Regions from separate parts of the Homo sapiens genome. Here region 1 is linked to region 2. Evidence: read pairs that join two places in POLR2A ChIA-PET (ENCODE). Cell type or tissue: HepG2. All regions are shown on one strand.

Region 1 (8,000 bases), 80 kb after region 2:
CTGAAAGGAAATATTGTGAAGAAGATTAAGAAAATGATAACTTTTGCCAATACATAGAAGTTTTATGGAAAAAAAATTTTACATGGTAGAATTTCCAAATCTGAATCATTTATAAATGAACATCTCAGATCACGTATTCTAAAAAGGGACTATTGTAATTATATTTTTTAATAAGATACAATGTAAACTCTTAAGTGTTACTAAGCAACTTAAAAAAAATTTCCTATTGATTTTCAATGACTGCTTAATTTAACCCTATTTTTCCTCAGATTTCAATAGGACACTTTCTTCAAGTAAACCAGAATTTCTGTGCTTCAAGACTAAAATCACCTACAAACAAACAGGGCCACAGTCTTACTGTATCTTTTTCAGGTATCCAAAAGACTTTTTCTTCTGCCATAGTCTTTAATTTTCCTATCAAGAAGACCTACAGAATGTCTGTGATATTCAGAATCCCTCCTAACCAATTAAATCACTCAAGGTCTTCTAGCTCAAGAAATACTTGGGTAAGTAAGTGACCTTGGGCAAGTCACCTCGCCTCTCTAAGACACAATTTGGTGGGGAGAAGACACAATTGGATTAACTTGACAGTTTCTAAGGTTTGGCACCGAAGGCAGTAATCTTAAATACAAATTTATATTTTATGTTTAAAAGCACTAAATCCAGAGTAAGATATATTTGGGTTAGAATTTCTAGCTCTGCCATTCACTATCCATTAATTCTTAGAAAATTTCCTTAACCTCTCTAAGCCTCTATTGCCTTTAAATGAAATAATACTATTATCTGCAAGACAAGATTATTGTAAAAATTAAATGAGATAATTCATCTAAAACAATTAACATAATGCCTAGCCCATGATTCATCTTCCATAGCTCTTAGCTCTTACATGTTATTATTATTATTATTATTATTATTATTATGAATTGTAACTGCGATAGTGGATTTTCCTAGAACTAGCTGTTTGGTCCCCTCCAAAAAACTGGAGGACTTCGAATCACATTATCAATGACACTCATACTGCATAGCCTCTTCCCAACTATTGCTCAGAAAAGGCCAGTCCTTCTCCTGGGTACCTGATCTTTAGAGAAATATCTCATTGTTTTTCATGGAAATCAGAGGCTTTTTAGTGATCCTGAAATTTAGAAAACAGAAACAAACAAACAAAGAAAAGAAAACCCCCAAAACTGTGGCACAAATACTCATTTAAGTTTGTTGATTTAGCTCCAACATTTTAAGACCATTAATTTCTCACTAGCCCTGTCTGTGTTAATATAACTTATGGCCATTTAAAAAACAAAACTATTATCTCTAGCATGTAGATTAATAGACGCCCAATCATTTAGCCTGGTGCTTATGCAAATGCTTTTGTCTTCCTCTGGACAGGGTGGACAAGGTGGTCAGGAGGGCAGATGGTGAGGGAGAACTTGTGTTTATGATCATTTGACTGGCTGTCTGGGTCATTTTAGCTGTCAAACCTGATTTCCAAATTAAAACATCAAAATCATAAATTACCCCCCAAATCTAGTACAATAATTCCCTGCTTGCCTTTTTCCCTTGCTCATTATGCAATGTTGTTCTTACAACAAGGCGATGACCAGCTAGTACTCAAAACCCCATGATGGGTTCCTTTGGAAAACCTCCAGGAAAAGCTTGTCTTCTCCTTGAAGTTGTGTCACAGGTTGACTTAGGTGATTTTCCCATTCCAATTTCACTCTGGCAGACCATGTCTCCAAGCATCATCCTACTCTAGTTTGCAATAAAGATAGAACTGAGCCAGGTTTATTGGGCAACTCCCCACTACCTCTACTTGTAATTTTTAACAGAAAAGTACTGGTTGACTGATAGTATATTTTCAGCATTCTCAATTAATGTTGTCCACTGCCTGGTTCACATCGTTCTTCCACTAAAGGATTAGAGGGATAGAGAGAGAACAGCAGATTTGGAGCTAGACTGCTTGTGTCTGCAACCTGCCTCTGTGGTTTATTAACTACGTGACCTTAAAGAGATGATTAACCTTTTAAAATTGAAATGCCCCTGCTAGGCACCATACTCCATCCATCAGCAACTCCTGTCCTATCTCCAAAATAAATTACAACTCCTCTTCCTTCTTTTCATCTCCACCACCACTCCAGTCTGCCCATCATCATCTCTTTGCTGGGCTCTCTTGTCCAGTTGTTTCCAATCTGGCCTCCCTGCTTCCTCCTCTGAATGTGTATGATCCAGTTTCCACACATAGTGATTTTTTTTTTTGTCTTTCTCCCCTCATTGAAATTACTCTTTAGCTTTCATCTCCAACGTTTCTTACCATGGCTTCTGAGTCACTGGGTAATCTGGCCCCTGCCTACCTCTCAAGCCTCATTTTTTCCTTCACCCTGCTCCCATACCCTAGCCTCCTGTTTTGTTCTTCAAAAACTACAGTCTGTCTCATCTCCATGCTTTTGGACATGCTGGTCAGTCTTCATGAAATGCTCTTTCTCCAGATTTCTATGGGGGTGGCTTCTCTTTATCTTTCATATTGCTTTGTATAAGTGTTATTCCACCTGACTATCACCCCTGAATTAGTATATTTTATAGGACTCTGGGTTTTTCAGAGCACTTATTACAAATTAAAAATATCTATTTATAATTTTCTGCTCTTCTAGCAAATGTTCAGTGTTTTTGGGGAAAGGACGATGCATGTTTTATTCACAGTTATCTCTCCACTACATAGCTTTAGTAGGCAGATTTCTAAGACAGCCCCCAACATTCCTTCCCCTCATGGTATACACCCTTTATAACTCCCTCTCTTGAATGTACAAAGGATTTATGAGCAAGAATGATATTTCACTTTCATGATGAGGATATATTTTATGGGAAAGATGAAGCCATTTTGTATGTGTAATTAAGGTCCCTAATCAGTAGACTTTGAGTTCATTAACTGAGGCATTACCCTAGGTGGACTGACTAATCTGGTGAGTCTTTAAGTCAAGCGAGAGAGATCAGCAGCAGCAACAAATGTTTGTCCAGTGTCTTGAAGAAGTTAGCTCTCATGTGAGAGTAAGAGTACAGGCGGCAAGGACCTGAGGGTGACCTCTGGGAGCTGAGAGTGGTCTCCAGCTAACAGCTGTCAAATACTGGGGAATCTCAGTGATATAACCACAGAGAAATGGATTCTGCCAAAATCCTGTGAGCTTGGAAGAGCCCACTGAGCACCAGGTGAGACTGCAGCTTGATGAACACCTAGATTTCAGCCTGAGGAGACACTAAGCAGAGGACCCTGCTAAGCTGCACCTGGACTCTTGACCTAAAGAAAGTGTGAGATAACAAATGTGCGTTTTAAACCACTTAGTTTGTGGCAATTTGTCACACACCAGTAGATAGCTGATACAAATAGCAAAGTACCTGGCACTTACGAAGCCCACAGTGAATATCGTTGCATGAAGAGATATCCAATTTTATTCTCACATGCATTGCTGGAGTAAGAGGACATATTTATGTATGGAAAGGGAGGGAAAGATAAGGGAAGTAAGTACTTTAATAGGAGGATGAAAATGGAAAGGGAGAATCAAAGCATGGACAAACACTTCATATTAAGTTGTTGCAAAATTGCACTAGCTCAAACATAATACTTTTCCAAGGGTGAGCCTTGCCCTTACATCTCAGCATAACCTAAACAATCCAAGGTATATTTGTCCAAATGTCTGAGACTATTTGGAGAAGAAAACATTAGAGATGTAGACATGAAATAATGGGTTTTACTCCCTGTAAATTAAAGAAGGCCGTATTCAGAAGAACAAAACAGAAGAAATTCAACAAGAATTCCAATCAAGGGTAGAAAAAAATGCAAATTTTATTTCTAGTGTTTCCAAAAACTCAAACAAAGCAGACCTTAACTCACATAAGCCTCAGTACACTTTGAACCCTCAAGTCAATGCACAAAGCAGGAGAGCCTTAGATGTTGTTTACTTTGTTTTGTTTTTTCCTTTTTCCCAGAGAAGCATAAACCTAATATGTACACCTTAATTATAGCATCAAGCACTACTTCCTAAGATTTATCAGGTTGCTCATGGAGGTCTCAAAGGGATCCAGCCTGTGTGAGTAGAAAGACAACCGCAACAAGGTTGAAAGGCATTGATTTTCTCTGCAACTCCTGGGCTATGACACCAGCAACAAGTCCCTCTACTTCATTTCTGGATCCAAGCAGTTGTAAAAAGGGAATCATAATTCAAGCTATCCATCATCACTTGGAATTAGTGTGAGGGTCCCATGAACACACAGCGTCTGGAGCTACGGAGGTGTGCAATTTATTAAAAGCTAGTCACACAGAGAAGTCAGTAAAATGCTTAGTGGGAGAGATCTTGTCTTTGTCTTCTACTCAACAATCAGTAAAAGGCCCTGGACCCAAGAAACAATCAATCTTCCAAGGCTATTGTTGAAATACTTACTTCATCAGCATGCCTGGAGAGCTAACACATCAGGAAAACACAGAAGAGCTATTGTTCTACCAGCAAGGCACTGGGATTCACAGGCTGTTTCCCATACTAGAATGTTATATCACTGATACAAACTTTGACTTGTTATTTATGCAATGACCATTATTGGGCATTTTTCCTCTGTTTGGCTGTAGACAGGAGGAGTACAGCGGCAAATAAAACAAATCCCTTGTCTTCATGCAGGTTGCAATATTCTTTTTTTGTTTTGTTTTGTTTTGTTTTGAGACTGAGTTTCGCTCTGTCACCCAGGCTGGAGTCCAATGGCATAATCTCGGCTCACTGCAACATCCCCCTCCCAGGTTCAAGCAATTCTCCTGCCTCAGCCTCCCAAGTTGCTGGGATTACAGGCACCTGCCACCACGCCTGGCTAATTTTTGTATTTTTAGTACAGACGGGGTTTCACCATGCTGGCCAGGCTGGTTTCGAACCCTGACCTCAAATGATCCACCCCTCTTGGCCTCCCAAACTGCTGGGATGACAGGCATGAGCCACCATGTCCAGCCTGCAGTATTCTTTAAAGACAATCTTTGCCTTTCTCCTTGACTTTAACATTTCTCCTTGACTTTAGCCCACCTACACATATCTCCAAGTCTTTTCATCATACTATGTTGTTGAGATATTTCCTTCATGAAGACTTCCCTTGGTCTCCCAGCTGAAGCTGTCCCCAGAATATCGAGGTTCGCAGATTAACTCATCATGAGGTATCTTGTGTTATATACCTCCCTTCTACCCTACATCAAACAGCTTGAAGGCAAAGATAGCACTTTGATCTTGGTATTTATTGCCCACAACACTTTGAAAAACATCTCACCTGAGCTCAATGAATGCTCATCAATATCAGTGACTCTCAGCCTTGTTGTTTCAACACATAGTGTTTCAAATAATTTGTTTTCAATAAAAACATATAGTTTATAGATGCCTTTAAAAGTAAATTAGAAGACTGGGCACAGTGACTCATGCCTGTAATTCCAGGACTTTGGAAAGCCAAGGCGACAGGATTGCTTGATCCCAGGAGTTCGAGACCAGCCTGGGCAACATGGCAAAACCCCGTTTCTACAAAAAATACAAAAATTAGCTGGGCATGGTGGTGCATACCTGTGATCCCAGCTATTTGGGAAGCTGAGGTGAGAGGATCACCTGAACCCAGCAAGTCGAGGCTGCAGTGAGCTGTGATTGTGCCACTGCACCCCCGCCTGCACATCAGAGTGAGACCCTGTCAGGAAAAAACAATAAAAAGTAAATTGGAGGATATTTAAGGTTATCCCTGTAATCACATTACCTTGACTCAAGTCATTGTGAGTGCTCTCTTGAATAGGTGGAGTAGAGCTATCACTTGGGAACTAATAACTGTGCATATCTGAGGACATTCGTGGGAGTTTGCTATTGACGTCAACTTCATCCATGATTTGGATTCTAAAGGCAAACAATTATGAGAGAGAGTTGATTTTTCCAAAACATTTAAAAAATATTTTATTACGTAAGTTAGATATCTATATCTATAAAGTAGGGAGTAAAAATCTCCTCCATTTAAAATGACTGTCCATTGCTAACCACTGTTAACAGATTATTTCATGGCCTTCCAGATTTCTTTTTAGGCTCATACATACATTGCCATAGTCTCATAAAAAATCACACTTTAAAGCTCTACTCTATTTATATAAGGCAGACATGATGTTACATTATATGAATATACTATCATTTGTTTAGCCAATCCTCTTTTATTACACACTCTATTAGACAATTAAGACAACTAAATACCATTTTAAAATGATTTTTAGAGATCCAAATTCCAAATTATATTCTTCTATGTATAAGTCTATCCATTCCAATCAAAAAAAAAGAAATATAATCAAATACATCAGTATTGGCACAACTTAATGTAAATGCATTCTTAGGAAATACACTATTTCAAAGAAAAATGATATTCATTCCTAGGCTCTATGTTGGTTTATTTTTAATATGTAACAATAGCATCCTTTCTAATTAGAAGGTATATTTTTCTCATTTCTTTTAAATTGACACATAATAACAATACATATTTATGGGATACAGTGTGATATTTCAGTGCATGCATACAATGTGTAATGAGCAAATTAGGACAATTAGCAAATTTGTCATCTCAGACATTTGTCACTTTTTTTGTGTTGGTAACATTGAAAATCCTCTCTTCTAGGCCAGGTGTGGTGGCTCATGCCCAAGGCAGGTGAATCACTTGAGGTTAAGAGTTTGAGACCAGCCTGACCAACATGGTGAAACCCCATCTTTACTTATTAAAAGAAAGAAAGAAAATCCTCTTTTCTAGCCACTTGTTAATACACAATATACAATAAATTGTTAACGATAGTCACCCTACTATGCTATAAACACTAAAGTTTCTTTCTTCTATCTACCTCTACTTTTTTGTTTGTTAAGAAACCTCCACTTACCTCCTTTCTCTGTGCTATTCCCAGCCTCTCATAACCACTCTTCTACTTTCTACATCTATGAGATCAACTTTTTTAGCTTTCACATAAGAGGGAGAACATGTGGTACTTATCTTTCTTTGCCTGGCTTATTTCACTTAATATAATGGCCTCCAATTTCATTCATGTTGCTTCAAATGACAGAATTTCATTCTCTTAATGGCTGAATAATATTCCATTGTGTGAACAGGCCACATTTTCTTTATCCATTCATCTGCTGATGGACACTTAGGTTGATTCCATATTTTAGCTATTGTGAATAATGCTGCAATGAACCTGGGAGTGCAGGTCTCACTTCAATATTCAAACTTCCATTTTTTTGGATATATAACCAGCAGTTGGATTGCTGGATCATATAGTACTTCAATATTTATTTTCCATAATGGCGATACTAATTTACATTGCCACCAACAGTGTATAAGCAGTCCCCTTCCTCTGCATCTTCACCTGCATTTGCTTTTTGTCTTTCTAATGATTGCCTTTCTAACAAGTGAGATGACATCTCACTGAAGGTTTACATTTCCATGAGGATTTGTGATGTTGAGCATTTTTTCATATATCTTTTGGCCATTTGTATGTCTTCTTTTGAGAGATAATTATTCATTTAATTTACTCATTTTTAAATCACATGATTTATTTTTGTGGGTTTTTTTTTTGTTTTTCAGTTGTTTGAGTTTCATTTATATTCTTTTCTGAATTTTCACTTTCATCAAAATAATACATATAAAAATCAAATAATGCCATAATAAAAAATGGCAGTCCCATGTCCCAGCATTCCTATCTTCCAATTGTCATGCCTCAGAGGCAACTGTTTTAAACCTTTTAATTATTTCTTTTGGTATTTATGTTCATATTACTAAATATCACATAGTATACTGTTTGTTTTCCTTGAATTTTCAATATTAGATCTTCATTGACTGCCTTTTGCAGAAGATTATAATTTAATTTTTTTATTTCAATAGCTTTCGGGGTACAAGTGGTTTTTGGTTAGAAGGATGGATTGTATTGCGGGTTTTTTTTAACTTCTATTTTTTAAGTTCAGGGGTACAAGTGCAGGTTTGTAACA
Region 2 (8,000 bases):
CGGAATGGAACAGCTAATATTCAAAATGAAGGAATCTAATTCAGAAAGATCTCACTAGACTGAAACATTGGGCACAAGCCAAAAGATGAGCATTAACCAGGATAAATATTACCTTTTTAAAAATCAATTGCTCAAGTAGAGAATGGAGAAGATCTGGCTTGGCTGTGGTTCCCATGAGAAAGACCTGGGATGTGTTGGAGGCTTGTGCGAGCCAAAAGCAATACAATGCCATAAAAAGACACCAATAGAGAAAACTCTTTCAGTTAATAAATGAGAGAAATCCAAATCAAATTGATTAAAGTAATATGGAGAACTTATTGGATCATATACCTAAAAAGACCAGTAGTGAACTCTAAATATTAGTCATGTTTTAATATGTATCAACCAACCTCCAAATCTCAGTGGCTCTCAAGAACAAACATTTGGGTCCATGGGGCACCTTGGCTTGGCTGGACCAAGCTGGACTCAGGACTTCTGGTTGCTTCTGAGTGCTCCCTGGGTCTTCAGTCTGGCTCCCATCCAGAGAGACAGTGGCAACTTGGGTAGGGTCATTTCATGGCTAATCACAGGAGATAAAAGGGCAAATGGAAATGTAAATGCTTTAGGTTCTCTGCTTGGAACTAGCAAACCTCACTACTGCTCACATCCTGTTGGCCACAACGAATCTTGTGACTGGGACCACATCAGTGGAGTTCAGAATTAAAATCCATCCTATTTATTAGGAGGTATTGTGGTTGCATGGAAAAGATCACAGATGTGTAATTCCTTTTTTTTTTTTTTTTTTTAAGATGGAGTCTCACTCTATTGCCCAGGCTGGAGTGCAGTGGTGTGATCTCAGCTCACTGCAGCCTCTGCCTCCTGAATTCAAGCCATTCTTCTGTCTCAGCCTCCCAAGTAGCCGGGACTACAGGCACATGCTACCATGTCTGACTAATTTTTTTGCATTTTTAGTAGAGACAGGGCTTTACCATATTGGCCAGGCTGGTCTTGAACTCCGACCTCAGGTGATCTGCCTGCCTCAGCTTCGCAAAGTGCTAGGCGTGAGCCACCATGCCCGACCAATATGTAATTCTTTTTTTCTGAGACAGGGTTTCGTGCTGGTTGCCCAGGCTGGAGTGCAGCAGCACGATCTTGGCTCAGTGCAACCTCCACCTCCCGGGTTCAAGCAATTCTCCTGCCTCAGCCTCCCAAGTAGCTGGGGTTACAGTCGCCCATCACCATGCCTGACTAATTTTTGTGTTTTTAGTAGAGACAGGGTTTCACCATGTTGGCCAGGCTGGTCTTGAACTCCTGACCCCAGGTGATCCGCCCGCCTCGGCCTCCCAAAGTGCTGGGCTTACAGGCCTCCCAAAGTGCTGGGCTTATGGCCTCCCAAAGTGCTGGGCTTACAGCCACTATTCCCGACCAATGTGTAATTCTAATACACTTTGTGTACTAGAGAAGGAGTGATTCAGTCTCCCTCATTCTGGCTACAGTAAGTCTGGATTCAGAAATTCAAATGATGCCAACAGGAGTCTATTTCTTTCTTCTGTCTGCTTTCCACTATATTGACTTTAAGTACTAAAGTTATCTACACTTACAGCTTACTGCCTACCTTAACATGAACTTACTATTCTACTGTTTTCATCAACATAATTTTACTGTTCCAGGAAACTCTTGCCCAGCAAGATCAAAGTTGCAAACAGCTTTATTGTTCATTCAAGGAACTTTATGAAAGACCTATCAATTCTCCAACTGACAGCATTAAACAATAATTTATAGCCAAGAGTCTTAGAATTGCTCATCTCACATCTCTCATTTCCCTGTGTGTACCAATCCTTAACTATTATATTGCAATCCTTACCAATTCTAAGTCATTACATCAAAGTCCCACCTTACATCAGACTCCAAAATCTCAATAAATATATCTATTTTGTCCTTCCTCCTCTGAGATGCTACTACAACTCTATCAAGATAGTGCTCTTTCTTCTCGTGGTAAAACTCAACTCAACGTTGTCTTATCAGCAGGTTGTTTTGAGGAGCCAGCATTCAATAGCCTCATTCTCAAGCCACTAGACAGCAAAGGTGGCCACCAAACCCTTCAGATTTACGTTATTAAAAGCAGAGTATCCCTATACGAAAGAACAAAAGCTGTTTCTTGGTAGCACCAGCAAAAGTCCTACGCAAGGCTTTGATAGGCCCAAGTCAAATCACATGCCCAACCCTAAATCTAGGAGTCTTTGGGGATATTGTGCTGTGATAATCTTTGCCTGAATTCTTGGCTACTGCTGAAGGTGAGAATGGAATATAACCCTCCTGGGGCTGGGCTCGGTGCCTCAGTCATGTAATCCCAACACTTTGGGAGTCCGAGACGGGCAGGTCATGAGGTCTATCCTGGCCAACATGGTGAAACCACGTCTCTACTAAAAACACAAAAATCAGCTGGGTGTGGTGGCGCGTGCCTGTAATGCCAGCTACTCGGGAGCCTGAGGCACGAGAATCGCTTGAACCCAGGAAGCAGAAGTTGCAGTGAGCCGAGATTGCACCACTGCACTCCAGCCTGGTGACAGAGCGAGAGTCCATCAAAAACAAAACAAAACAAAACAAAACAAAAACCACCTTCCTGAATCATATGGACTGAAAATAGAGGAGATGTGGTTCCCCAGAGGAAAATGCAGCATTTGCTGCCAGGAGAAGGAACAATGGTCATTGAGTAGATAAAAATGACAAATATTTGTTATACTATCTTAGTCGGCCATACCAATAGAAACTACGAGGTCACAAATAAGAAGAGAAAAGCTTTACTGCATTGTTTAATGCTGATTTCTACAGCATTAAACTATAGTGTATCCAGAAGACAGAGCACTACTAGTGAGGGAGTAGGCACCAGTTTAATGGTGAAGCCTCCAAAGTTTATCATGAACAAGCTCTGTGGCACAGAGCTCCTAAAACCCTTTTAGGTTGATGATAGTAGCATCTTTGCTTCCAACGAGGAGACTATTGATGAGTTCCCAGACAGCTTTAGGGCGAGGCTAGTCCATTACTTTTATTGGCGAAAATAGCTATTACTCCTGCACCAACCTTAATAATTGGAAGTTTGGAACGTTCAGCCTCAGGCTCCAACTCCCAGGGAGGGGAGAGGCACTGACATTGAATTAATCCCCGATGGCCAATGATTTAATCATCATGCCTACATAAGGAGACCTCCACTAGAACTCTTCAACCGCAAGGTTCGGACAGCTTCTTTTTTTTTTCTTTTCCTTTTTTTTTTTTTTGAGACGGAGTCTTGTTCTGTCACACAGGCTGGAGTGCCGTGGTCTGATCTTGGCTGACTGCAACCTCCACCTCCCGGGTTCAAGTGATTCTCCTGCATCAGCCTCCTGAGTAGCTAGGATTACATGTGTGCACCACCATGTCCGGCTAATTTTGTATTTTTAGTAGAGATGGGGTTTTGCCATGTGTGCCAGGCTGGTCTTGAACTCCTGACTTCAGGTGATCCCCTCTCCTCAGCCTCCCAAAGTGCTGGGATTACAGGCGTGAGCCACCGCGCTCCACCATTGGAGAGCTTCTTGATGGGTAACACATTCAGGTGCTGGGCGGGTGGCACACCTGGGGAGAGTGTGGAGGCTCTGTGCCCCCGCCTGCATACCCTGTCCTATGCATCTCTTCCATTTGTCTGTTCCTGCATTGTATCTTTTTTTTTTTTTTTTTTTTTTTTTTTGAGATGGAATCTTACTCTGTTGCCCAAGCTGGAGTGCAGTGGTGCGATCTCGGCTCACTATACCTCTGCCTCCCAGGTTCAAGTGATTATCCTGCCTTAGCCTCCTGAGTAGCTGGGACTACAGGCACACATCACAACACCCAGCAAATTTTTTTTTTTTTTTTTTAGTAGAGATGGGGTTTCACCATGTTAGCCAGGATGGTCTCGATCTCCTGACCTCGTGATCCGCCCCCCTCGGCCATCCAAAGTGCTGGGATTACAGGCATGAGTCACTGCACCCAGCAAGTTGTATCTTTTATAATAAACTGGCAATAGTAAGTAAAATATTGTCTTACTTTGTGTGAGTTGTTCTAGCAAATTTTCAAACCCGATGAGGGGTTGAGGGAACCTCTGAATTTGTAGTTGGACAGAAGTGTGTGTAACTGGAGTCCTGATACTTGCAACTGGTGTCTGAAGTAGGGGCAGTTTCTGGGACCACGCCCTGAAACCTCCACTCCACGTGGAGTCTGACACTGATGCCAGGAGGTTAGTGTCAGAAGTGAACTGCATTGCAGGAAACCCACTTGGTTTTGGAGAGATGGAGAGGTGTTGAAAACAGCACCATGTATTGGTATAAGGAGAAAACAAAGTTCAAAGGGGGAGATCTTAACGGTATGTCATACATAAAAGAAAATAAACCTGACTCACACCTGATCCATTCAATTCAATATAAAAAAAAAATGGGCTTCAAGTTCATTTGCTTCATAGTATTCTTTGATTTCAGTAACTAGTTGACAACTTCTCTACCAGATCCTGACCATAGCAAAAGTTCTATGCCAAGCACCGGGTCAGATGCTAGAGCCACATCTTAGAAAAGACGCTGACCACGTGATTAGTGGTGGACGAGATCCAAGTTACCCTGAGTTACCAGCAGCATATCCATGCGGATGTGCAGCAACTTCAGTCCGTCCATCCTCAGAAGAAAGAATTCAACTGAGGGACATAAAGCAGAAAAAGAGACCGAGGCAAGTTTCAGAGCAGGAATAGAAGTGTATTTAAAAAGGCTTTAGAACAAGAAAGAAAGGAAGGTGCACTTGGAAGAGACCCAAGCGGGCACATGAAGGTTAAACAGAAAAGAAGCATGTCTACCCTTGATACTCGGACTTCATAAGCTCGCCTCTTTCCCATGATTCTTTCCTGAGGGTGGGCTTCCCTCCTGCACAGTGTCCTCCTTACCCTCAGGAACTGAGCACATGCAGTGTGTTTAGGAAGTTGTACATATGCCCATCTGAAGTTCTCTTTTTCTGGTGGAGCGTCACTGGAAGGTCATAGTTCACCATTTTCTCTCTTAGTGTGTATGTCCCGGATGTTTTCCTCCCCAGCATCTGCGTTCAATTAACACTTTAATGTTAATAGCTGTGGATCATCAGGAAATGGCCTTTCCCTGGCACCCTCAGTGGGCTTCTGAATTATCATTTTTAGACAGGCGGTGTGATCATCATCGAACCATGACCTGACACTCCTAGTGAGTGTGGGGAGAACCCCTCTGCCCATCTACCTGGAACAATATGAGCTATAAAAAAAAAAAATTATCCAAAATTGGCCAGGGGCAGTGGCTCACGCCTGTAATCCCAGCACTTTGGGAGGCCGAGGCGGACGGATCACCTGAGGTCGGGAGTTCGAGACCAGTCTGACCAACATGGAGAAACCCCGTCTCTACCAAAAATACAAAATAAGGCAGGCGTGGTGGCATGCGCCTTTAATCCCAGCTACTAGGGAGGCTGAGGCAGGAGAATGGCTTGAACCCGGGAGGTGGAGGTTGTGGTGAGCCGAGCTCGCACCAGTGCACTCCGGCCTGGGCAACAAGAGTGAAACTCTGTCTCAAAAAAAAAAAAAAAATGCAAAATTTAGAAATAAGGCCAAAAAACACAGCATGACGCTCGATATCATGCCAGGCCATTGCCTAATAGGCCTGTTCACTCGAGGATTATTTAATTCTCTTAGAAAAAGTATCTGCATTGGCTTTGCTATTTAGTCTATCATTAGAAACCAAATACTATGAAGTTATGTTTCTTCTTGTAAATTCCTATGAAGTAGAAAAGACGGCTCTACAGGTACACTTTTATTTCTCTGTAGGACATTGCCCAGTTTTGTATCTAACCTAGCAATCTTGTCCTAAAGTTCTTCTTTACAAAATGCCTATAAATACCCAGTTCTTCGAACTGCTCTTTGAGCAAGTTTTACCATTGTACTGATTCTTTCATTAAAGAGTGAAATAAAATCTTGGCATGTGTTCAATTTATATTTGCACAGGAGTCATGGTTTTCACTTTTTGAAAAGTATTCTTTGATAGAATTTTCTAGGCTACTAAGAGAGAGACATTAAACAAATTACATTTGGGAAGGGTATTAAGAAGTAATTATAGTGTGTTATCCTGCAAGAAAAGGATTTCACATAGTGTAAGAATTGGGAATGGCTTCCCTGAAAACGTGACATTTCTTGATGCGTGAATGAGAATCAAGTGATGGAAGGAAAATTTGGAGCCAGGCATGGGCCTGCTTCAAAGACCCAAGGCCAAGGGTAAATGAGAGGTGCATCCAGATAGCACCAATAGGTAGAAACCATCCAGGGCACATTTTTCACTAGAGGGGTTTGAATCAGAGTTCCTGGGTCTCCAGGGATGTCAGAATCCCAAAAACGAGGATGGACTCTTAAGCCTCTGCATCTCTGGTTAGGCTTGCACATGACTTTGGCTTCTGTGTAAGTTGTCAAATGACTCCCACAAAATAGCTCAGAAGCTGATCCCTGGACTCAGCATCATTGGAACTACTTCATAGCTCAAGTTTCAGGGAGCAGGAAGCAGTTTCCTTCTCCTGGACTGAAGGACCACGGGAGAAGGGAAGCACATTGCATAGGCCCAACAGAAAACACCAGGCTCTCATTGCCTGTGTCACACAGAGGCCTCTTTAAATCTGCATCCGGTTAAAGGGAGTAGCTGCCATCACGTGGGCTCACTCTGATCCCTGTCTCTTCTTTGTAGCTGAGGGGAGGTTGGATAATAAGCCCCAACAGCTTCTCATTTGGTTGCAAATTTCAGAAGACAAAGGGAAAATAAGAAAAGCCAGGGTTACTGTTGCCAGGATATTAAGCCACTCATGATAACACAAGTTAACTAGAATGCAGTAGAATGAGGTGGCTTGTCATCTGGGCTGGCTGGGCCCTGACTTCTCAGACACAGAAAGGTCTTTGTGAGGGAATTTGGACCTGGGGGATTTGGGGACTAAGTACTGTGTTCATCAGGCAATCAATCCAAGCAATTATCAGCCACAAAAACAAATATGTTTGGATTTTCGACACTCATAGGAGAGGAGCAACACATTTATTGATTGATTGAATGAGACAAGGTCTGGCTCTGTCGCCCAGGCTGGAGTGCAGCGACAGGATCTCGGCTCACTGCAATCTCTGCCTTCTGGATTCAAGCCATCCTCCCACCTCAGCCTCCCAAGAAGCTGGGACTACAGGTGTGTGCCATGACACCCGGCTAAGTTTTTGTACTTTTTTGTAGAGACGGGGTTTTACCATGTTGCCCAGGCTGGGCTCAAACTCCTGAGCTCAAGCAATCCGCCTACCTTAGCCACCCAAAGTGCTGAGATTACAGGCATGAGCCACCGCACCTGGTCAAGGGAGGAGCAATTCAGAATGGCAAAAACAGAGCTGACACTGTTTGTAGACATACAGACCTGGGTTTGAATCCTGACTCTGTCTTTAGAACCTTTCACAACTAGACCCAACTTCACCGCTGTGGGGGATAACAATAGTTGCCAGCTCTTATGGAGTGAATGTTAGTGTCTCTCCCATCAAATCCTACCCGTGATGTGATGGTACTAGGAGGTGGGACCTTTGGGAGGTAATTAGAAGTAGATGAGATCATGAGGGTGGGGCCTCGACAAATGGGATTTGTGCCTTATAAGAGTCAAAAGAGAACTTGCGTCTTCTCTCTGCTCTCTGCCATGTGAGGACACAGGGAGAGGTCAGTGGTCCACAACCCAGAAGACAGCCTCCACCAGAGCTCAACCATGCTGGCACCCTGATACCGGACTTCCAACCTCCAGAACAGTAAGAAATAAACTTCTGTTGTTTATAAGCCACCTAGTTAATAATATTTCATTACCGCAGCCCAAGCTGATGAAACACTACCTCATGGGGCCAATCTGAGCGTTAGGTGAGATAATTCATGCAAAATGCTTAGTTTAGCGTCTGGCATGTAGGAAAGGTTCAACTAATCTTATCTATCATTATTATAACTATAATAATAATACCA

What was found. Peaks named below come from ENCODE experiments on the same cell type or tissue, not always from the same donor. Only the 100,000 strongest peaks of a DNase experiment are listed, where the experiment ranks them.
Region 1: POLR2A ChIA-PET joins it to region 2 with 6 read pairs; 2 of 35 experiments call an interaction of 5 or more read pairs at or near these places.

Annotation. Positions count from the first base shown.
Region 1 is chr16:13,667,949-13,675,948 of GRCh38, forward strand. No RefSeq gene overlaps it. Among named protein-coding and RNA genes, the nearest start is that of ERCC4, 250 kb to the right of the region's middle. In HepG2, no CTCF peak of the experiment used is centred here; a DNase peak (open chromatin) is centred at 4,493.
Region 2 is chr16:13,588,273-13,596,272 of GRCh38, forward strand. No RefSeq gene overlaps it. Among named protein-coding and RNA genes, the nearest start is that of ERCC4, 330 kb to the right of the region's middle. RefSeq lists an enhancer at 6,889-7,822. In HepG2, no CTCF peak of the experiment used is centred here; no DNase peak of the experiment used is centred here; H3K27me3 peaks cover 519 bases.